Linked DNA regions of Homo sapiens: all the other regions are linked to region 2. A link is a loop called in an ENCODE intact Hi-C map of the cell type or tissue named here. Cell type or tissue: endothelial cell of umbilical vein. All regions are shown on one strand.

Region 1 (8,000 bases), 190 kb after region 2:
AAAAATATATTTTTAAAGGGGATAAAATTAAATCATGAATCCTTTTAGTAACAATCTACATTTGTTTTTATGTGCTTCACACATCTCTTAATAACCATGAAGGGATTACAGTATTCTCAGTAGATCAATTCCATACTTCTTATTAATCATTCTAGCTTTTATAATGCTGGAAGTGCCAAAATATATCCTCATTGCAGCTGCATATTCACAGTCCAAAACATTCTTTCCAGTATGACTTGATTATCCTCATCAACTTTGTAACAACCTTCATATGTGAGGTGAGAGAGTAAAGGAATCAGTCTTGCCACCAATAAGAGTGGATTTGGAGTTCTAATGTGAATTCAGATTAGAAACAGAGCACTAGTTGTGAGGAGAGTTAGTTGGAGTGAGTTGCTCATTCTGTAGTGGAAATACTAACAAAAAAGAGAAAAGAGCAAGCTTCTGAAACATGACTGCTGCTCATTTTCCAGAGTTTGTTTAAATATTTCATAATTTCAAAAAATAAATGCTGAGTTAAAGAAGTGAACATAATAGTAAATGTTAAAACCCAGGCAAAGAAGATGAGAAAATCTGTATCTAGTGATATAAATATGGTTCCAAAGCAATATGATAGTAGAAAAGAGTAAACAACATGTAAATTAGGATTGAAGAGCTGCCTCCATTCTTGTAAGATGCAGTTTAAGGTTTGCATAACTTGTATGTAAGAGTTAAAATAGTCCACGTCATGGAGTGGTTTTTATAGAGGACTTCTATATGGCAGAAGAAATTGAAGAAGGCAACAGAGCTCCCCTGAGGGCTAACCACCCTTATTTCAGTTAATGGGATATGTGCCCAAATAAGGGCTCACTGAAACACACACACACACACACACAAAACTAAATATGAGGTTAGAGAAAAAAAAATTTATTTCAAATAGGCTTTCCCCTAATGAGCAGATTGCATTAATTTCCTTAAAAAATTTACATGAATACTTCCCCCCAAAAAAGTCCATATATTTTTTATGCCATTTGTCTTTGTAGAAAGTGGCATTTTATGCAACTTGTCTTTGGTTCTATTTCCAAATATATGCTCTAAAATTAGCATATAAATTTATTAAGTGCTCAATGGCATGTAAATCCACTAGATAAATTATAAAGAAAATGAAAGATATATTTACAGTTACATTCAGTTCTGAATTTTAAAACCAAGAGAAAAAACAAGACAAAACAATTAAAAATATTCAAAAAGGGTTACACAAAAATCTAAGAAAACAGTGCAATGCAGAACGAACTATAAGAAAAAAAAAATCTATGCCAATTAAAAAAAACAATGGGACTCTTTTATTGTGCCTACACGTGAACTCAACTTCAAGAGACACTGAATGCATTTTAGCAAATTTGTCAAAATTGGTCCAATTGTTCAATTCCATTTGACCTAATAAGGTAAAAATTACATATGTTGACCACAGTTGAAACAGAGATTTCACTACTTAAGTCAGTAATGTGTCTATCATTCATTCATTGATTTGTTCATCAATAATTTTTACAAATAATTACTTAGTGTTTTTACAAATAATAACTTAGTGTTTTTTTTTTATCAGCTGGGTGTTAGGACATTGCAGATGAAAAACACATGATCCTCCTCCTTCAAGAGCTCAAACTTGGAGAAGGCATATTCAAGAACATATAACAATAGAACTGCCATGCGATGTTTTTATAGAGATGAGATGTTAAGTGTTGTGGTAAAAGAAATAGAGCATTTAGGCAGACAGGGAAGTAAGCAGTAATTGTAATAAGAGAGAAAATAATTATTTTGAGAAATATTTAAAAGTTAGAGCTATGAAGTATTTATCTTTAATTTGATTCAAGAATGATAACCTTGGTTTCTAGTTTGGCCAAATGGTGGATGTTTCTATTACTGAAATAAGGAAGGAAGAAAAGAAGCAGAGGGAAGTATTAGATACCTTAGCAATAAATAGTAAAATAATTTACTTTAATACAAGGAGGGATTTTTTTGGGGGAAAAGTGGTTTATTTCTCTAAAATAAATAAGGCTTTTTAAAATTCAAATTCTGGAAATGTGTTACTAATACCAATTGATCTCCACATATTCGTGTATCTGCTTTCCTCATTCCTGGAATGGGGTATTATTTAAATTCAGTTTCTCTGGAATGTTGCCTTTGGCAAATAGCCTGAAGAAGTACATAGATTTAGGAAAGTCTTTGCAGATGGAAATTCTGCTTTCCCTATTTTATTACCATTAATGTTCTTCCCTTTTCTTGACCACAAAAAGGAAGAATTCAATTAGAAGACGTCTTTAGGTTTAAGCTTTGCTTATAATAACTGGATTTATTTAGTTATCACAGGACTAACAGATGTGCCTAAAAGCCACCTTATGTTTTCCAACATAATATTGTTGATCTTTTTTTTTTTCCTTTTTGGACCAGGGACCAGACAAATGGTGACCAGACGGTCCAGTCTAGAAAAGCATAATTGCCAACTCTGACTTCAGCAAGGGTGGAAAAACTCAGAGGAAAATGGGAATTTAGCCTCAAGATAGTAGTTTCCATGTGTGAGTGGGTTTTAAATTCTCCAAAGGAAAAAAAAAAAAAAGGAATAATAGAAAAAACTGCAAGAAAAAATTATTTGAAGGATTTAGGGTGATAAGTTTATTTTTGGGAAATCTATTTAAAATATCTATTTCCTGCATACCTATATTTGTACTAATAGAAATAATTAAACTTGTTTTGTTTTGCAGACTTTAGAGTTTATCATCATTACTTTAAAAGGAGTTAACTGAGCTGACAGATTTGATTACTCAAAGTGGTCTGTCTCATTTTTTATTTCACTTTGACATAAGACTTGGCACAAGTCTGTTACAAGCTATGCACTTTTATTGCTGCACTTCTAAGTTATAAATCTGGTTTACATCTATGGAAAATGTAGTGTAGAATTGAAGACATGTCCAATTATCTGGGCAATTTGTTTTATGAACTTATACCAAATTAAATAGAAAGCATCGACAGTATTTGTTCTTCCTCTGTGGGCTGCAAATCAGTTAGAAAAAAACCTTCTTGAACAGGGGCATTGAAAGTTCTGGCTTTTCAGACTGTTTCCTGAATGGGTTCTGATTAAAACAGGATCTGAAAGTCTGATTGATAGTCTCTGTTTCCTTTCTTAATGTAACAAATACATTCAGAATGTTGACTCCTATGAAAAGTAGAATTGCTGAGCTGGACTGCATTGCCTTTAGCATTTCTTCATAATAGAGGAAATGATTTGGCTAAGGGCTGGGTATGGCTGTTTTCTCAGAAAATAGTTATTGAAAAATATTTTGTATGTCTCTCATCTATAAAAAAATGAAATAGAAATTCAGCCTGAGATAAGCAATCAAGACTTAGTATTTTATGTATATGCTTTTAGACCTTTACAAATAGAGTGACTCATTTGACCATCTGTGTAGGTGAAGTGTTAAGCATTTGGCTGCTGGTAATAAAAAAAGTAGGTATGACACCAGGGATGTAATGCTATGCTATTATTGAAGATGATAGTGGGAAGCTATATGACATTTTAAAGAGGGAGACTAATGAAAGAAAGGAAAGAAGGAGAGAAGGAAGGAGGGAAGGAAGAGAGGGATGGAGGGAAAAGAAAGAGAGAGAAAGAAAAAAAGAAAAGAAGGAAAGAAGAAAAGAAGGAAAGAAGGAAGGAAGGAAAGAAAGAAAAAGAAAGAGAAAGAAAGGAAGGAGGGTGGGAGGGAGGGAGGGAAGAAGGAAGGGAGGAAGGAGGGAGACATCAAGCCTGTGAAAATTTAGGAAACTTCCTGGACTAAAACTAACATGTAAGTTTAAAGGAATCAGTTATGAACTGATTTAGAGTTAGTGCTTGGATTTGTTCCCCTTGGGAAGTAAGGCTGATTGATTCTTTTTTTTTAATGACAGCCTATTTTCATTTTATAAGTAAACTTATTTCCCTTATTTTTCTGGGAATATTTAAAAGTCTCTTTTAGATTGTTTTTATCAACACTATTACCTCACATGTAAATTGTTTTGTTGGTTGAATTTATTTCTCTTTCATTGTGTTGCTTTATTTCTTTGGTGATGTGATTCATGAGTGTGTATATTTGTATCTAAGATTACTTGTTAGAATTTCTGCTGCATTCATTTGCACAACCTGCTTGGCAGAAATGTTGGGAACTTTTACTAAGGCTTATTTTGTACTCTACTGTGTCTTTAGTTAAATTTAAGGAAACATGTGTTTGCTTAGAGATTGTTTTTCTTGTTGTCTCCAGAGATGGACAGCCCCCTGCAGCTGTGTGATCTCTTTAACATAAACTCCCATACTGTCTCCTTCCACGTCCTACCTTGCTCCCTGGAAGCGGGCAGCTGCAGGGTGGTGGACTTCTCTGTTGTTCCTGGGATGTCCCCGGTGCACAGGCTCCCCTTCTCTCAGGCCTGGAGGGTCATGGTGGAGCCCTCAGTCTTTTGGGTGGCATTATCCCTGGTATTTCCTTTGTTACACTCTCCTTCTTTCTTTTGTTCCCATCGTTGTACCATCTCAGGAATTCTCCATGGTTTCTGATACATGAAGGGTTTCTTATCTTATTTTTGTGTATGGTTATATGTTCATTCACTTAAAGTATATATTCTGTTATCTGTGAGAATTTGACATTGCTCAGGCTGATGCTTTAAAACAAACAATACTTTTCAAAGGCTTATTTAGGCAATTGGGCTTATCTGGGAATTTTTACTGCGTTCTCAGTCCAGATTCATCATGGTAACTCACTACACTACCATGTGTGAATAATTCTGTGGAGAATTACTAATTCTCCAATTAATTGTCTCTTTACTGCAGACGTTTACAGTCATGCATATCCAAAGACCTACCATAGTGGAGGACCATTATATAATTAAGTTATTTCTATTACTTTTTTAACCATAGCAATTTAGAAATCTCAAAAAACACATGTGTTAAATTATTAAACAAATTTTTTAGAAAAATATGAGGTGTCCAATTTCTTTCCATTCCCTTATAATTATTCCAGGCCTTAAGTATAACCACTTTTTCTATCAAAGGGGGCAAAAAAAGATATCAACAGGGAGAAATATTTTAAAATGGAAAACTAACAAACACTTCAGCTAATGCTTAAGATAATCTATTAATAAAAAAATACTCTCTTAGGTTGAAGTCCACAGTCATCTATGACAAATTGACTAGCACAAATACATAATTAGAAAATAGTCTTTTGTGATAGTAGCAAAATGTAGTTGCCTGTTAAAACTAATTTATATTTATGGATGAGGATTCTGCTCTCCAGTGGATGGTCAATGCTCATTTGTATCATATATGATAATTAAAAACTATTTCTCAGGAGAGCTATTATGGAAGGCTTAAAAAGAATGTCCTTATTCCTATGCGTGTTTTCTAACCTGTTTTTCCTTCTGCTCTTAAAAATTAACTGGATACTGTATTGAAACTTATCTTTATTGCTTTTTATTCTCCACAGAATTATTCACATCATAGTCTATTTTTATGCATTTATTATACTAATTTTCTTTTAATTTGACAGTTTCCTCATGTTTCTATGCATTGTTTTGACAGTGAGTTACTCATCAAGATTCTACTTGAAAAAAGAAAATGATAGTTCATGTTCACATTTAAACTTAACTCATTTTAGTTTTTCTTTTTATTCCACAGTCCTATGTGCATGACAATGACAGAAACTATAACTGACAAGATAATAGTTTAAACTTTATAAGTTGAGCTAGCTACAGAGGGCTCACTGGATACTAAAAACTGAACTGAAACCATTTTTTAAATAGAGGAATATTTTTAAAAGCCCACAAGAGATGGACAATATAATTTATTTTCAAAAGCCAATACTTTTCATGCTTTATCAATAATGAGTTAACTTGTATACTATTTACTCTTATTCTTTCCCCATGGCATAAATGACATGGATAATAAGTATGCCATGCACTGGCTTAGTATGATTAATATTAGTTTTCCTTAACTTGCATCATGCCTCCTCCCTTTGTTGAGAGGGATGAGCTTTCTTATGATTGATAAGCTTTTTTGCTCTTTTGTTTTCACTCCTTTCTTCTTTGCCCTTTGTCTTCCCTTTCAATTTCCTTTTGTTTGTCTGTTTTGACAACTTATTTATCTTGTTTTCTGCCTCTTATCTCAAGGATGTCAATGATAGCTTCTGACATAGTTTTGATGGTGCAATGAGATTTTCTTCTGCGCACTTCTTTCCATTTTCCCCTGCCTCCTATGGCTTACACAGTTTGATAAAGAAGATTGAGAGGTTAAAACTCTTTGAACTAATATTTTAGTTTCTGGAAAAAGCCTTTGGTTTGTCAGTGTTTTACAAGTTTATTAAGCAAAGGTGCCTCATAGCCTACAGAAGGTGAGGTGCACAGCCGACAAGGACATCTTGCCTCAGGGTATTATATCAGGGGTCATCAGCTAACAGACCTGGAGCTGAACTCTGTTTCAAAGGTAGTGAAAGACGGACCTGGACAGGAAATTCCTGCCCCATTCTGAGCCCCCTTTTTCCTTCTTGGGTAGGCAAGCTGAGGTTGGAGACTGGGGTTTTCTCCTAAAATCAAATCAAATAGTTTCATAACTTTTTTTTTATCAAAAAGTCCACGTAGGGGTCCATGGAACCAAATCAAATAGTGGCTTCTCTCTTCTCCAGGATAATTAAGGGGAAAGGCTGGAAGCACTATAATTTCTTAAGTGTGGGCTCTATGGGCACAATAGAAAATATTATTTTTAACTCCGTATTTAATTTTTTTATAACCCTTGTTTTTGTGGTGATCGTTTATTTTTGAATATTTTGGGACTATAGTGATCATACTAAAATCCATGTTAGTATAGTAGAGAAATGTGATTTTCCTTTGTATAGATTTTTAAAGTTTTTTTAATGTATACTATCTTATTAAAATTTTCATAAAATGGTTTCTACAAATATTACATAATTTGGATGGAATTTTAACAAGACTACACACTAAAAATTATTCTAAATGAGGTCATTATCATATTAAACATGTAGCTGCTATATTGCCATTTCTTTGAAGCATAGCTTTAAACAATAGAAGGAAACAATCATTCGTACTCATAAAGGTCAATTCAAATGTGATGGTGTGAACATCCCACTTTAAAGAAAACCACTACATATTTAAAACAGACAAAAATTCATTTCACACAAAGAAGATAAATACCACTGTTTGCTTTATTACCATTCTGGGAATATTAAATAAATAGCAGTGGAAATAGAACAGGACAGAAGGCCTTTTAAGCAGCCTGGACTTTATTCAGCCTGTACTATTGACATTTATGCTCAAGTAACTAAATACCAATTTATAAAAGATCTGCACATGTGGATGTCACATTTAATGCTTAAAAAATCTGCTTTAAAAAACCCATTAAGTTACATGCTAATTTCTTCCTGGAAATACAGAACTTTCGTTTGTCTGCTCAGCGGCCCTAACTTTTCTTCTGGGCCCTGTATCTTACCCCACTCCATTGCCCTAGAGATGCCATTTTACTACACAATAGTTGATTAGTTTATAACTGGACAAATTACAGTATCCCACTCTTTTGGCCTCAGATCAATTGGTCTAGTTATTGGCACGTGGCCCAGATTGGTTGACGCATTCTTTCTCTAGTATTTTCTTCTTATTGTATGTATTTATTGTGGCTAAAGTTTTAATATTTAGAGTTGAGCATTTGTGAGCAGATCCTAGGCTTGCTGGAGGTGGGAGTAGGGAGACAGAAAGAATAAGAGAGAGAGAGAGAGAGAGAGAATGCCAGGCAAAGAATGAAAAGGTGGATGTGAGGAGAAAGAGAGAGAGAGAGAGGTGTTAAGGTGACCCATAGGTGGAGATGAGAAGAGAGATGATCATCCTGATGATATTGGAATTACTGGACTTATTGGTTGCCTGATTTGCCTATAGCTTGGGTGCTCTGCAAGATACTCAATATCCTTCCAGTAAAAGGGCCATCTTAAAGTTTGTTTGTA
Region 2 (8,000 bases):
AATGTGTCAGATTTTAATGCACTGTGTCTATTTCAATCAATTTAAATATGATTGAACTGTTAATATTAAAATTAAGTATAAGGTTATGTAAAACATCTCTTTTCACAGGATAGTTTGATCACTATTTAATGAATTAAAAGAAGTGCTGGTCAGTTTAACAGTATATGGAAAATTACAAGTTATACTTTGAGATATTGTCATACATGTATCATAAATTTATTTTTCTCCTTTGACCATCCTTTCATAATAAAATGTTTGTAATGAAACGTATGCTTACAGGAAGATAATACAATTCAATTTACAATGGAATTAGGTCGTGGTAGCCTTCATTTTCTTTTATATTTGCAGTAAACAACCATGCCATAATAGCACAAATAAATCCAGCTTTATGCTATATGGTTAGACTAACACACTTGGTATACTTGCAGTATCTTGGCTGATACAACTGTGAATCCACATGGGTGTGGCTTCTATATAAATGTTTCTTCCATATATGGTTGATATTCATACTGAACCTGTTTTGATACAATTTTTCTTCACTTTCAGCATTTTCAGCTTCAAACATGTGCTACCTGACTAGATGGAATTCCTTGAGAACTGTATTAACATGTTTCAAAGAGTTGAATTAACAGGTTAGTACCATGTCAGAAAAGAGTGTTCCTTGAAAAGTTGCACAGTAGTTATACAGACAGTTCACAAACAATTATGTAATTCATAATTTATATGTGAGTTACACATTGAAAATACCATCTTTAAAATAAATATTCAGTTCTATAGATGATTCATTTCTTTCTCATTAAGTCTAAGCCTTTTGTGGTGCTAAAGGATACTCAGGAATTGATGAACTAAGTGGACCCTCCTGCAGCCTCCGTCACTCCCTCCCTTGGCTTCTGTGGACTCTGGGCCTTAGTAGGGATGAGATAGTGAGTGTAGACTGAAAGTGCTCTGTACAGACTTGCTTTGTGGCCTCCTGTTCAGCTGCCAGTCTCACAGCTTGCCCTGAGAATGGACTTCCTGTGCTGTCATTTACACTCAGTATCACACTAAGGGCTCTTTGTCACTCAGTCTTTGAGACAGAAGGGGGCGAGATAACAAATCTAGACTGCTTGTGTTGACTTTGTGGATAAAGTAAAGGGCTGGAGTCAAGAACCCTGGGTCTTATCCTAACTCTGCAACTGCCTTTCCTGTGACATTGAGCCAGCTTTTGACCTCTCCATTCCTCAGTTTTCCTCATCTATGAAATGAGGATCCCTATACTGTGTTCTCTTATTTTATTACAGAGATGTGGTTTCTGAAAGAGTTTCTAAATGCTTAAAGCCCTTAGTAAAAGATTTTTTTCTACAAGTAGATAAAATGACCTTTTTCTGCTTTGGAGAGATGGGATGGATACCGCAGTTGATTAATTACTCCCTACTCCCAGAAATACTTCTCTTTAGAACCTCGTAAGTAGGGCCTTTCCCTTCTACCGTTGTAAGTTTTTTCTCATTATTTCATTTTGTGTGCTGTCTCTTCCCCCTGCAATATTTCCTTCCTTTCTATGTGGGAAATGATAGCCCCATGCTATGGGATCAGGGTGCGTAGAAGTTGGTAAATATAAAGTACACTTATAAAAGGCTGTGTTCAAAGTGCATCTGCAGAGACGTGGAGGAAAACAAGGAGAGCATGCTGAGTGACAGGAATGAATGAGGGCACACAGTAAAGGCCATGGAAGCTTCAGCAAATTTATTGGCTTCAGAAACATAAATCCACAAAAGCAGCTACCACCTGGCTAGATGGGTCTCTGGGTCCTGGGCCCACTAATTTAGAAGGATCTTTTTGTAAAGAGATGATGTTGGACAGGGGTCAGAACCTATAGTGAAATTCAGGGATTCTCTCTATGGAGTGGGATGAAGTGTCTCTTCCACTGATATCAGTAGTTATATTCTTTTGCTTATTTAGTTCAATTATGTGAATAAATGGAATGAAAAGCGATTTACTCTACTTCAGTTAGAATTTGTAAAATATTGTGATTTTTTTTTCTTTTTTTTTTTTTTTTTGAGATGGAGTTTCGCTCTTGTTGCCCAGGCTGGAGTGCAATGCTGCGATCTCGACTCACCGTAACCTCCGCTTCTGGGGTTCAAGTGATTCTCCTGCCTCAGCCTCCCAAGTAGCTAGAATTACAGGTATGAGCCACCACACGCCCGGCCAGTATTGTGAGTTTTAAAGAATGCATTTTAATATGTTTCACTTTTTAAAGCTCCTAAGTGGTTTTGTTGCTAATTTTTTTAAATTTTGTTTTGTGAAGAGATTGGTAACATAAATTGTAAAGCAGAAATTAATTCACCTAGCTTTCCTCATCACAGTTTAAGACGGATATTTGTGTTCTGGTTTGCTTATTTGTTTTTCCGGGTCCACACATTCACTCATATGTGTTTAGATTTTTCATGTGGAAGGCAGTGATATAATTTCAGGCCTATATGTTTTGACCCTCTGTTCACACATGGTTGTTATATGCCCTGACATTGTGTTTACTTCACATTTCCTATTTTTCCACTGTATATCTGAGGATATTTCATGCTATTTTGTTACCTAAAGAGAGGCTACTGCTACATGGGGAGACATATATACATATATGTAGGAGTACACCTATGTGTGCATGTGTGTGTATTTATAAATCTCTCTCCATGTAGCAGTACACATATATATATGTATATATAATTTGTTTTTATGAGAAGGATGTGAAAAGATACACAAGTCTGTTTATAATACAGATCTGAAGGAGAGATAGGCAAATATTGATTTAAAAAAAATTTCCCCTGATTTGTTTCACTTTGTACAACAAACAGGTATTACTTTCTTAATTAAAAACATCAATAAAAAATGTTTCAATACTGATTAAAAACAGTTAAAGAGGAAATTTAACAGTGGCAAATAATATCTGTATTTTATAAGGGTTTTGCCAGTCTTGACAAAGTATCTAGAAATTCGCTAAAAGACAGTTTCTTTTGTTTTTCAGAGCACACATTAAAAAAAAAAAAAAATCGCAATGATTAGTGCTCCCTCTGCTGGTTTCCCTGCAACAGTTTGTTGCGGTGATTTGGGAGGATGAAAAGACAGCAAGGAAAATTCTGTTACTTTTGGTCTTTAAACATTATTTCTATATACAAGTGTTATCCTTGATTGGTAGCAAATGCCAATGTAGTTTCTGAAAATTTATTCTTTCTTAAAATTCAATAGTGATTCTGAAGTTGGGCTAGATAATTATAATCCTTTTAAAATTAATTCCTCCTTTCTTATATCATGAAGCAGGACATAAAGCATAACAATTCTTATTTATTGGGATTTTTCTTGGGTAGGAGTTAACCTTATATAGCTAACTCTCAGTAACTTGACCTAGCAGTAGTAAAGTTGGCTATTTGAACATCAAGCTGACACTCTAGTAAGCAAAATAGAGGTTTGGAGTGACATTATCACTGGAGAATTACATTCTGTAATTGAACACTTTGCTGTATCATTATTTTAGTCTACATCATCCTATGTGAAAGATATTTGGAAATTGCATAGTTGATTTAATTTATCTTGATATCCATACTATAATTAAAGATTCTTAGAATTCATTGGATTCATCAATTTGCTCTCTGTGAATTTGTACTTTCATGAATCAGAGTATGTTGATCCATATACAGTGTTCATTTAACTAATACTTGTATTAAATCACTTCTAAATGCTTATTATACCCTGTATTATAGTATTATATTCTGAGTCTTAAAGGTGCTTAATGTGAAGATTCTCTCTCTACATATTCAACTCTTACTAACTTTTGGCTTTAGGTAGAAATCAGTTAGTGTATTATATGATAAAATAGGAAACTATTTCCCTAGGGGTATAGGTATTCAGTAGGGAGCTTTGGAGTCTCAATGAGCTTCTTAAAGAAGCATTTTTAATGGTAGGTTTTAGGGAGAGTTTTTGTAGTAAGATAAAGTAGATGAGAAAGTGTTGCCTCTAAACAATCAACAAGCTGGGAATGGGGTGCAGAATGAGGAGAACCCTAAGCAATAGGCAATAAGGAGTGAAAGGAAGGAGGTGTCACTCATTGGGAAAGAAAAGGAACTGTATGTCCTCTACTGAGAGCTGCTGTCTTCTTAAAAGTCATTTTTGTGAGGTGTGCTTGCGGAATGGTAAAACAGAAAGGAAATAACAGAGTAGAAGGTCAGATCTCCCAAATCAACCTTACTCATCACTGGTGTGCAAGATACCATCATCAGATCATTTTAACACTCTGGAAAATACCACGGAGAGGTTTAGCAAGTGACAATTAACATCAGGGAGAAGCAGTTTCTAATAAGGAGATCCAGCCATTGCTGCTGGAGTTTAGATGTGGAATTTCTAGGCTCTGGAAAGTGTAGAGGCAGAAATGAGGTGATTACTTTCCTCTCCATCATAAGCATTATGGCTAACACCCCTATAACAAAGGCAGGTTATCAAGAAAAAAGAATAATACATTTATTTAAGCACAGTTTGATATGATATGGGAGGCTTCAGAATGAAGACCCAAAGATGCAGGGAAAATTGTTGCGTTTTATGCTGATGTTCAATGAAGTATGGATAGCCATATAAAATATGATTGGACAAAAAGGATAAAATCTAATGCTTTGATGCTAATAGACAGAGTCAGGAAACTCGGCAAAGCCTGTCCAGATTTTTCTTGGTCTTTCTGTACAGCATTATTTTGTTGACAAAAAAAGCCAAACTCTGTAAGATATTTGAAGAGGTTTATTCTGAGCCAAATATGAGTGGCAGGGCCTTTGACACAGCCTCAGGAGGCCCTAAGAACATGCACCTAAGAGGATTGTGTTACAGCTTGGTTTAATACATTTTAGGGAGACAGAAGTTATAGGCATGTAAGGTATACATTGGTTTGGCCCAGAAAGGTGGGACATCTCAAAGTGAGGGGGGAAGGTGGGGAAGGGGAGCTTCTTCGTCATAGATGGATTCAAAGATTTTCTGATTGACAATTGGTTGAAATAATTAAGCTTGGCTGGGTGTGGTGGTTCACGCCTGTAATCCCAGCACTTCAGGAGGCCAAGGGAGGTGGATTGCTTGAGCTCAGGAGTTCAAAGCCAGCCTGGGCAACATGGCAAAAACCCGTCTCTACTAAAAATACAAACATTAGCTGGGTGTGGTGGCACATGCCTGTAAACCCAGCTACTTGGGAGGCTGAGGTAGGAGTATTGCTGGAGCCTGGGAAGTCAAGGCTGCAGTGAGTTGTGATTGCACCACTGCATTGCAGCCTGGGTGACAGAGTGAGACCCTATCTCAAAAACAAAACAAAACAAAACAAAAATAATGATAATAATTAAGCTTTGCCTGATGACTTGAAGTCAGCATAAAGAAATGCTTGAGTTAAGATAAGGAGGTTTGTGGAAATCAAGGTTCTTACTATGTAGGTGAAGCCTCTTAAATAATAGATGTAAATGTCTCTTATGGGACATAAAAGATGCCAGACTCTTACTTAAATCTCTCCTGGGTCAGGAAAAGACAAGGAAAGGGAAGGGGATTATTTACTGAATGTAGATTTTCCCCACAAGAGACAGCTTTGCAGGGCCATCCAAAAATATTTCAAATAAATATATTTTGGAGTAAAATACTTTGTTTTTTTTTGGGGGGGGGGCCTGTTATTTGTCATGTGATACTATAAGAGAGTTAGGTTGAATTTGCTATCTTATTGCTACAAAGAATCTGTTTCGTCAGCCTTATGATCTCTATTTCTTTCTTTCTTTCTTTCTTTCTTTTTTTTTGAGATAGTCTTGCTCTGTTGTCCAGGCTGGAGTGCAGTGGTGTGATCTTGGCTCACTGCAACCTCTGTCTCCCGGGTTCAAGCAATTCTCCTGCCTCAGCCTCCCAAGTAGCTGGGATTACAGGCACCTGCCATCATGCCTGGCTAATTTTTGTATTTTTGTAGAGATGGGGTTTTACCATGTTGGCCAGGCTGGTCTTGAACTCCTGACCTCAGGTGATCCACCTGCCTTGGCCTCCCAAAGTGCTGAGATTACAGGCATGAGCCACCACACCCAGCCTATGATCTCTATTTCAGTGTTAATGCTGGTCAGTGGTGTCTTAACTCTGAAGAGAACAGAGTATAATAAGGCATGTCGGACCCCACTTCTTGTCATGGCCTGAACTAGTTCTTCAGGTTTCTTTCAGATCACCTTGGCCTAGAGGGGGGTCTATTCAGTCAGTTGAGAGGCTTAGGATTTTAATTTTTGCTAACGCTTTCCTTTGGGATATGGAGCAGGACCCCTCTGGAATGAGGGTCTAATTTCCTTATGGCCAGGTATTACACAGAAAGATGGGGGAAGGATAGAGTTGTATTTTTAGGCTTTAGGACTGACTTTAGAGAAAAAGCGTTCTAATTTCTATGGCTTGCCTCAGGGAGAATGAGGGGCAAGAGACAGGAGGGCAGAAGGTTGGAGAGAGACTTTGCTTTGCAAGCCTTCGCTTTGGGGTTTCTTTTTCTGAACCCCAACATTTCTCATTCTGAAACTTCCTCAAGAAGTTTCACAGTCCAAAAATTGATTGATAGATTGTCTCATAAGCCATTGAATCAGTCTCTCAGTCCTGATAATAGGCCAGTCTAGCTAAACAGTTAACAGTTGTGTCTCATTTCAGGCAGTGGTGTTGCCGATGGGCTTCCATGAAAGTCGGGGCTCTATACAGTGTGAGCAATGAGATATTTACTTTTGAGTATCACTTCCTGAGCCCCAACAAAGGACTTTAGAGAGTGCTGGGTGTGGATGTTGTGGAGGGGTTGGACTGAGGGGGCATAAATTCTTGGATTCCAGTGCTAGAGGACCTGGAGTCAACAGGGAGTGAATCAAAGCGAAAACAAGACTCAGTTTCTATGGCTGGGCTCTGAGGTCAGGAATACTAATGGTAGGATCCCTGCTCTGGAAAGTGGGATGTGAGTGGCCATGGATAAGGCTGATTTGATACTAACCTCAATATACTGCTACATTCCTTCATCCTGAGACTGAAGAGGGTTTGCACAGGAGTGCATGTTCAGTTTAGGACCTAGAAGCACACAGATAACTGTGCCAAAGGGAGGAATTTTAGGAGACATTATTGGATGAGAGGTCATGCCCCTTGCTTCACAAAGCATGATGTATGGGCTAATGCTTACTTAGCCTGCTCATAAAGTCATTCTACATTAGAGGTTAGAGACTAAAGATACCAGAACACCCATTCTTCAAACAACTTTTACATTTACTTTCAGGACCACATAATTGTTCTCTAACTTTTCATATATTTGTTTTCAGTTTTTTTTCTCTTCAGATGATATACTTTAAGTTTGTTCAATGCAGGAACGTTTTTTCAGAGCTTTTGCATTTCCCCAAGTGCCTAACTTAAATTTTTACCCAGATTACTGTAAATGACAGAGCTGTTAAGGTTTTTTGCTTGTTTGTTTTCTTTTTTTTTTTTTTGAGACGGAGTTTCGCTCTTGTTGCCCAGGCTGGAGTGCAATGGCACGATCTCGGCTCACGGCAACCTCCGCCTCCCGAGTTCAAGCGATTCTCTTGCCTCAGCCTCCCGAGTAGCTGGAATTACAGGCATGCACCACCATGCCCGGCTAATTTTTTGTATTTTTAGTAGAGACGGGGTTTTTCCCTTGAAGAAAGAATTGTCCTAAAAATTTCAGAAAACTATAAGTGGATTTTGCTTATGATAATCAAGCTGATACTTGAAAACAATTGAACACAGGGAACTTTTCATTGAAGGCATATATATATATATAAATATATATATAAAATATGTATATAAATATATAAAAAAAATATAATAAATATATATAATATAAATATATATATAATATAAATATATATAAATATATAAATATATAAATATATATAAATATATAAATATATATAATATATATAATATATTAATATATATATTATATATAATATATATAAATATATAAATATATATATTATATAATATATATTATATAATATATAAATATA
Region 3 (8,000 bases), 820 kb before region 2:
ATAAGTCTTTTGAAAAATTACCTACACATTTTAAATGCTGTTATACAATTAATAAATTAAAATACATACATTCTACATTTAAACATTGATTTCTAATTGAATGAGCTAAATCCTCCTAAAATTTTTAGTAGAATCATAGATCAAATATATTAGCTTCTCTTAAATGTTCACTTTAATAATATATATTATGAAGTTGATTTAAAAGTACCCACTATGAAAATATTAATGTTTATGGATGTAATGCATTTCTTCATTATTTTAAAACTTATAGCTTTCCAGGGTTTCAGTAATCCATAGGTTTTGATTATTAATCAGTTAATTCTTGGTTGGGACCTATGGACTGGTTTCTTCTAAGATAGTTAAAATTTGAGCCATCATTAGAACTATCCCCTGACAATTTCTTGTTTTAATTTTATTGCAAAAGATGTACAGTGGGTTCCTAACACAAGTATAAATCTATTAGCTGTTACAGAACATACAAAGATAAAGGCACAGTCCCTTCCCTTATAGAAATTATTATTAAAAAAACCTCAAAGTTGGGCCTAGATAAGTCCAATGTTGATTATGATACTAATAGAATTAAGCACTATTATTCAAATGGGATTTCTCATCTAAATCACAGAACATAGAAAATGATATGAGGACTGTTTTCTCAATTCTCCCTGTTAGTAAATTGCTAGTATCATTCTAGATGTGTAAGAAAGAAGTTAATGCATCTTATACAACTTATGTCCTTAAAGTATTACAGCTTAATTTTCTCATAAGAACCTCAGGTTGAGAAGGGATTAGATTATCTAGTTATCACCTCTAGTTGATGTGATAAGATGGGGAACTTAAATTCAAAGACTAGAGTTTCTTACAGTTTTGTAAGGTAAATACTGTCATCAAGTTTGATCACCAGGACTGTTTAGTTTCCCTTAAAATACTTTTACTGAGTTAGAGTTAATGTTATGCCTTTAGTGTGTACTAAGAAGTGTTATAAGAAAAGGACTTAAAAAAATCTTTTGTATAAAATAACAATAACTGCCATTCATTTAACCCTTAGTGTATGCCAGGCATAATTTGTTACAAGCAACGAATTTTCAAACTTTAACTGTATCTCTGATGCTGGTGATGATCTAGCCATTTTATTGGTGATGAAACTAAGAATAAAAAGAGTCAAATAATTTGCTCAAGGTCCCACAGTTGTTTTTTTTGTGGAGACGGGGTCTCACTCTGTCGCCCAGGCTGGAGTGCAGTGGTGCCATCTTGGCTCACTGCAACCTCCGCCTCCCGGGTTCAAGCAATTCTCCTGCCTCATCCTCCAAGTAGCTGGGACCATGGGCACATGCCTCCACGCCTGGCTAATTTTTTGTATTTTTGTAGAGACAGGGTTTCACCGCGTTGCCCAGGCTGATCTCAAGCTCAGGCAATCTGCCTGCCTTGGCCTCCCAAAGTGCTAGGATTACAGGCGTGAGCCACCGCGCCAGGCCAGTCTCACAGTTTTTAATGTGAATTGACATCTACCTTGGTCTCAATTCATTGCCTATTTTCCTATTTCTGTACTGCCTCTGTTACACTGTACTTTGACTTTTACTATAATGCTCCAAGTAAAACATTCCTCTTAGAGTTTAGTGCTGAGAGAAAAGTTTTCTCCTAAAAACCTGGTGTTCCCTTTCATTAGACAATAAGTAATTTATAAATCATACTGCCGCTGTCCATTTTGTATCTGAGCTGCGATGAACCTCGGATTTTGTGTAAATATCTTTAGCCTAGCCTTCTGATACTACTTCTATCTAAGGTTTTTTATTATGTGGTTAAAAATACATATGTGTTTTATTAAAAACTAACAAAGTACATTTTGAAAGTAGACAGGATGTAAACAATGAAATAGTGATGTTACATTAATATAATAAAATCAGATGAATTCATAATGTTCATTAATTTATTTTCCAAAATTTGATTTCTCTAGCCTGTGACTGGCCAATCAACATGATTGGTTTACTTATATGAAAAAAACAACAGTTGGCTTAGGCTTATGATTTTAGTATTTTAAAACATTTTTGCTAACACAGTAATGAGTCCAAAAGCATTTCTTTATCCTTTTTACATAGCAAATCCTTCTCTTTGACATCAGGGTGAAGGTAATTATATTTTTCACTAGGGAGTAAATAAGAACTAGTTTTATGGTAAACATTTTTGGTGAAGAATGACTGTTCTTGATGTTCAGGTTACCTGTTACTGGGTAACACGCAGAAATTTAAAAAATGTATTGCCTTTGTTCTTTATTCTTTTTTGTTCTTACAGCCTTTAAGACCTATATGAAAATGTTGTATTTCTAACTGTTAATCACTTGACTAAAAAATAGTATAGTACCATCCTGTATAAGCTGTATCTTTTCAATTTCAAGTCCCTCCTTCATTGTACATATATTTTAAAGATGTAGGTGTACATGGGATTTATGTTTTTAGTAGTACTTTGAAATTTTAAATCTCTGAAATTACTATAAATTTTAAAAAATTACTATAAAATTTAAAATATGAAATTACTATAAATACTGAAATTACTATAAATGGTTTATTTATTAATTGGAAATACTTCCTGAGAAAATACTTAAAAGGCTATAAAAAACAGACTTAGATAATCTTTATTTGATATGCTTACTAAATGATAACATTATTTACAATTTGTAAGCATTTTTTATTTTTGCCACAGCCTAGGATTTTTAAGCTTATATAGAAATTACCAACAAATAATTGGAAATCTTTACTTATAAAGTTACAAATACTTTTAGTTAGTATTAGATTTGAGAGCAAGTCTGCATTTAGTGGAATCATTTTTAGTTACATCAGATTCAGTTTGCAGACCAGTGGAAACAGGGTGGGTAAACACAAGCTAATTTTTAACAGTTTTAGAGTAGGTTATATTAAACACTTTTTAAAAAGTAATCATTTGAGGCATTGTTTTAGGTGCTAAAGTTATCTGAAGTAACTGAAGAAAATTAGATTGATTTTTTAAAAAACCTTTTAAAATTAATGAAGTGTGATGTCTAGAGTCTAATCAAGGAAAGGATAACTGTGTCCAATATCATCAAATTCTGCCTTCCATCTGCCTGTTCATATTCCCACACCACGGAGAATATAAAACTGTCTACCATGGCCACTAATAGGAACTGTTGAAATGCCACTTTAAGGTTCATTTAGCTGTTCTCAGCTCTCTGTTGGGAACTGAATGCTAGAGCATCTAGTTTGAAAATAAAAAGACTCTAATGGGGGTCTTTATGCACCTAGTATTTTTGGCAGTGATTAACAGTAGGGGGTGTACAGAAGGTCAAAAGCTCTTCTTTTGGAGGTCAGCAGAACACCCCCATCTGATAAGATTAAACTAATGTGGCTTTTGGTGTTAATATCTGAAGCAGCGGGTTGCTGTAGTGTGTTTGGGATGGTAGTTGTGGTTTTGAGAGATTATGAAAAAAGGACTGACGTGAAATTTCTAATAAGAAAATGTGTGATTCAGACATACAGCATTTACTGTTTCTTGCGGGGAGTTTGAAACTGGTTTTTGTTTCTAAAAATACTCCAATTTTTTTTTTGCTATTGCATAAGATGATTTTTTCTCAAATAATTTATATATGTGTATGCTGTGTATGCCATTAAGTGTTTTTATTTTTCCTTTGTGCCATTTTTAAGTGTTAAAGATTATTTGAAGTAAATCATTATGAAACTGAAGATAATTTATGATTTTCAAATTCAGGTGTATGAATTCGGTTAATATATTTATGTTCACTCCATAGTTTTCTGATTATTTTACTGGATATTTCAATGGACAGTATTGGCTTTGGTGGATATTTCTTGTACTTGGTAAGTTTATTCTTAATGCATTTAGTTTAACTTGGATATTTCCAAAAACTGTAAGATGTAAATAAACTGTGTTGCAATTTATGTGGAAATTATTTTTCTTCTGTAAAATTCTCATATTCAAACACATCATCTCACGTTTTTAAACTATTCTATATAGCACTACAGATTTCTTAGATTTAAAATCCAGAGGCTATCAGTGTAAAGAGTCAGTGGCGGGATGATAATTGAATGCTAAAAAATTTTAAAATAACAACGTGATAAAAAATTGTCTTTAGCATTTATCTCAGAAAACATACACAAATGACTTCTTTTAATGATCTTAGGAAATTTGAGAGTTGGATAGTTTGGTTGTTCTATCTGTTCTCTTATTTTTTGATCATGGAAACATTCTTTATGCTTTTGAAATGTGCCTTGAATTAATCATTAATCAGCCAGGCATAAGGAAAGGCTTTATGCCTAATGATCACAGTGCTTCTGTTGAGTTGTCTTCCTATAAGACGTGTCTTTTTATTAATATTGATGGAATTTTATGGATTTTCAATTTTTGTTCCCTTTTGTTTTTTACCTTCAATGTGAGATAATTAAGTTAATCATTAAATCACATTATATCTTTAATCCACATTTCAGATGTATTTGCTGACATAAGGAATACCTTTTGTTTCTAGTTAAGAGTAAAAGCCCATGTTTCACTCAGAATTTTACCAGAAAATAACAGCATTTCAGTAGGTGGCAGTCTTCTCTCTGAGTTTTTATTTAGTCATACTGTTGGATCTTTAGGATCTTTTGGGAAACAAATTATTGTTAGTCAGATAAGGTCACTTAATTCTTTAATAGCTATATTGAAATTATTTTAGTGTTGTGACTTTGTTGAGATGCATCTGGAGGTGAAGCCAGTTTTATATTATGTGTTCTAACTGCCTGAATGCCGTGTTCTTTATTGAGTTTCTTACCTAAAAGTGAGAAGGTTTATAAAGTCTATTAAGTATTTAAGCATATTAAATGAGTACATTTGTGTGTATATATATATTATTTAGAGATTGGAGGAATCTTAAGGAGGTTAGTGTGGGGCAGAGTAGAATACAGAGGACAATGCCAGTTCCACTTCAGAGCCATAATCTAGTGTTTATTTATTTAGGGGAATGTGAAAATGTAATCAGTGATAAAAATGTTGCTCTCACATATGCTGAAAAGAATGTTGAGCACTTTGTAGAATGCTGAGAAACAGTAGCCACTGAGCGATTGGTTTTTAGGTATGAACTGGGTGGCTTCTTTTAGAAAATGCCTGAGAAGTAAAATGTGTGTTAGAAAACAGCAGCTTTAGAGACAAAGGAAGGGATCCCACAAATAAGTTGGTTTACATTTTTCAATAATATTTTTACATTTGGATAACAGTATTATTATCTTTGAACAGCATCTGGAAGGGCATGAGGGTGGAATTCAGAAGGAGTCCCAAAAGGAGGGAGTTAGGATATGGGAAGCAGATGCGATTGGGTTTAGCTGTAATTTATACCATTTAAGTCATCATTTGTATCTCTCTTCTGTCTTTCCTCTCCAATTTACTACACACATGCTTCTTGTTTTTAGTGATTTGATTACTGTCTTGCAGTTGGGGTACAAATTTAGTTTGAGACTTCATATTTTAAATTCACAAACTCCTTTTCCTCCTGGTGAGGAAAGTCATACACATACAGTAGATATCTTCTGTTTTTGTTTTTGGATCCCCCCCACCCTGTTTTCCTGGTTAAAAATTTGCTGGAGTTAATAAATGTTTCCCTAAGAATCATATGCTTAAGTATTTCAAAGGCTTATACTAGTAATGGTAATGTTTTATACTTATCTAATATTTTTTATGTGAAACTTTAGAGAATTTTACAGGTATTGCTTTTTAAATTATTAAATATATTTGTGGTTGTTATTTTAAAATACTACTTTACAAAGGAGAAAACTGAGGTAGATATAAGATGTATCCCAAATAATCTAAATCATTAGAGTGACTGTCTTCCAAGTTGTCTTTTCTAACTCATCTTAATTTTTTATTATAAGTTAGTTTTTTATTATTACTTCAAAATAAGAACTCATAATTAAAAATATGTACATAATGCACGTATCTTCAAATACAGATTTCACAGATGACAGGCACTTGATATTACTATACAGGCTTATTGTTTTTTTCCTCATAATTGTTAGTAACCTCATGTATATATTTCCTTTTTATCTACTTTATATAAATAAATATGTCTTAGTTCACCCAGTAGTTATATTAATTGAAAAGATTGAGCCCATGGGTTCAATGGGGTTTTTATGAGTTGAATCAGTTTAAGTGCGTCAGGTAACTTTACTATTGAAGAAAATCACTTAAATGTATATTTTTATGTAATTCTGGATTTTTATAGCTAGATTTGCTTTAATTTTGGTACATCTAGGCTTAACAAATTGAAAAATTGTATTTCCTTGTGACAGAGTTTATCCTTATAGTGTAAAATATATTACAGAAATGAATGGAAGTCTGCAAGTAAAATTCCTTAAGCCAAGAGGATCTTGTTTATAATTGTCTACTTTAAATTTATCTTGCCCTTTTCTGTATAAAAACATAGTATATCCATATTATTTCAACCTTCTCAGGCCTGCTCCTTTTCTTCAGAGGATTTGTTAATTATCTAAAAGTCAGAAACATGTCTGAAAGTATGGCAGCTGCTCATAGAACAAGGTATTTCTTCTTATTGTAGAGGTAAGAAATATTAATCTGTGAACTCTGCCTATTCCCTTTATGTATTCAAATTTGCCAGATACATATTAAATGCCTAATGTGTATTCATGATTTTTACTGTTAGCATATTTAATATTTTTTAATACTGCTAACAGTCAGCTTATTGAAATTTGATAAGTCATAGACCTTTTTAGATAACTTTTAGATTTTTAAAATTGAATTTCATAAATTTTAATTTTTAAAATACATAGCGAGTGAACTGAAATTTTGAATCAGACTTTTAAAACTTCTCTTTAAAGATTAACCATAGAATGTATATGAAGTAACCACCAGCACAAAATTTGAAGGCTTGAAAAAACAAAATATGACATAGTACTTAGACCGAAGGAATGAGCATTTTTGTCTAAAACAATATGAAATTCACATAGACATCTGGTGGAGAAAAAAATCTGATTGAAAAACAATTTGTCTTGCAGTCCTTTTAACAGTCTGGATTAAGGAATAAAAGTCATGTGAAGAAAATAGTTCTGTTATTGTTTTCTTAATGTGTGCTGATTTTTTATCAACTATGAAGGCTACAACTTGAATAAGTAGGAATATGAAGAAATGAGTAGAAGTTGTCTTACTGGTTATCCAGTGAATTTCTGGAGGTCGTGGGTATAGTAATAGTATTTATTTATTGTTCAGCGGGAGTATCTTCACATAAAGTAACCTCATACTCCCTATTCTACTTTTTAAAGCAAGTACCATGTACTTTATACCTATAAATAAGGTAAACTTATAAAGCATTTGAACTCTATTACCAAAATGTCTACTAGTACTTAACTTCTGAATGCAGGACTATAAGGAACAAAGTGTTTCAAGTTTATTAAGTATTCTTTTTTCAAATAAATAAACTGCATGCTTTGTGATTTGGTTGCTTACATTTTATCATTTATATAAGTTATACATAAGCTTATATAATTTACTTATTTCTGCTAGAGTACTATGAATACATTTGTATTTCTAGATCATGTTAAAGTATCATTTTAAGTGTTCTACTAAAGTCTCCCCCAACCACTCCCAAAGAAGTCGCTTTTTTATTTTAACAAGCAAAATATCTTTGCAGACACTGGCATTAAGAATTTGTCAGTATTAATAATAAGATTAAAAGGCAAAGTAATTTTGCTGTTTTACTAATTTGTGTGATTGTCTTCTATGCATTTTGAAGAGTCTAAAATACAATGCAAATATTTTCTAGATGAAAATCTGCTATAGAAGCCTTACACTTTAGAATGTATTCTGATATGTAGACTTTAATGAAGAGAATATTATATACTTAATATAATTCTTCTATAAAATGTGTTGTATTATACTATGATTTAGATAAAGACAACTTAATACATTTTAAGACTAATTCCTTCTTTGTCTCCAGACTGCATCAACCCGACATTCCTTTCTTATACCAATGTGAA

Evidence for each region. Hi-C counts contacts between places; a loop is a spot of excess contacts. Peaks named below come from ENCODE experiments on the same cell type or tissue, not always from the same donor. Only the 100,000 strongest peaks of a DNase experiment are listed, where the experiment ranks them.
Region 1: it touches region 2 in a loop (2.7-fold over the local background); 3 of 110 quality-filtered maps call a loop at or near these places.
Region 3: it touches region 2 in a loop (33-fold over the local background); 10 of 110 quality-filtered maps call a loop at or near these places.

What each region holds. Positions count from the first base shown.
Region 1 is chr13:80,548,877-80,556,876 of GRCh38, forward strand. No RefSeq gene overlaps it. Among named protein-coding and RNA genes, the nearest start is that of SPRY2, 210 kb to the left of the region's middle. In endothelial cell of umbilical vein, no CTCF peak of the experiment used is centred here; DNase peaks (open chromatin) are centred at 3,065 and 7,125.
Region 2 is chr13:80,361,055-80,369,054 of GRCh38, forward strand. It overlaps LOC105370276 (a long non-coding RNA gene), which reads left to right. Exons shown (of 4, transcript XR_001749939.2): 3 at 547-632; 4 at 2,040-4,998. Among named protein-coding and RNA genes, the nearest start is that of SPRY2, 24 kb to the left of the region's middle. In endothelial cell of umbilical vein, a CTCF peak has its summit at 3,062 (motif pointing left); a DNase peak (open chromatin) is centred at 2,967.
Region 3 is chr13:79,544,556-79,552,555 of GRCh38, forward strand. NDFIP2 (Nedd4 family interacting protein 2) reads left to right here. Exons shown (of 8, transcript NM_019080.3): 6 at 3,773-3,839; 7 at 6,462-6,567; 8 at 7,961-8,000. The coding sequence ends at 6,565. Among named protein-coding and RNA genes, the nearest start is that of LINC01068, 18 kb to the right of the region's middle. In endothelial cell of umbilical vein, no CTCF peak of the experiment used is centred here; a DNase peak (open chromatin) is centred at 4,606.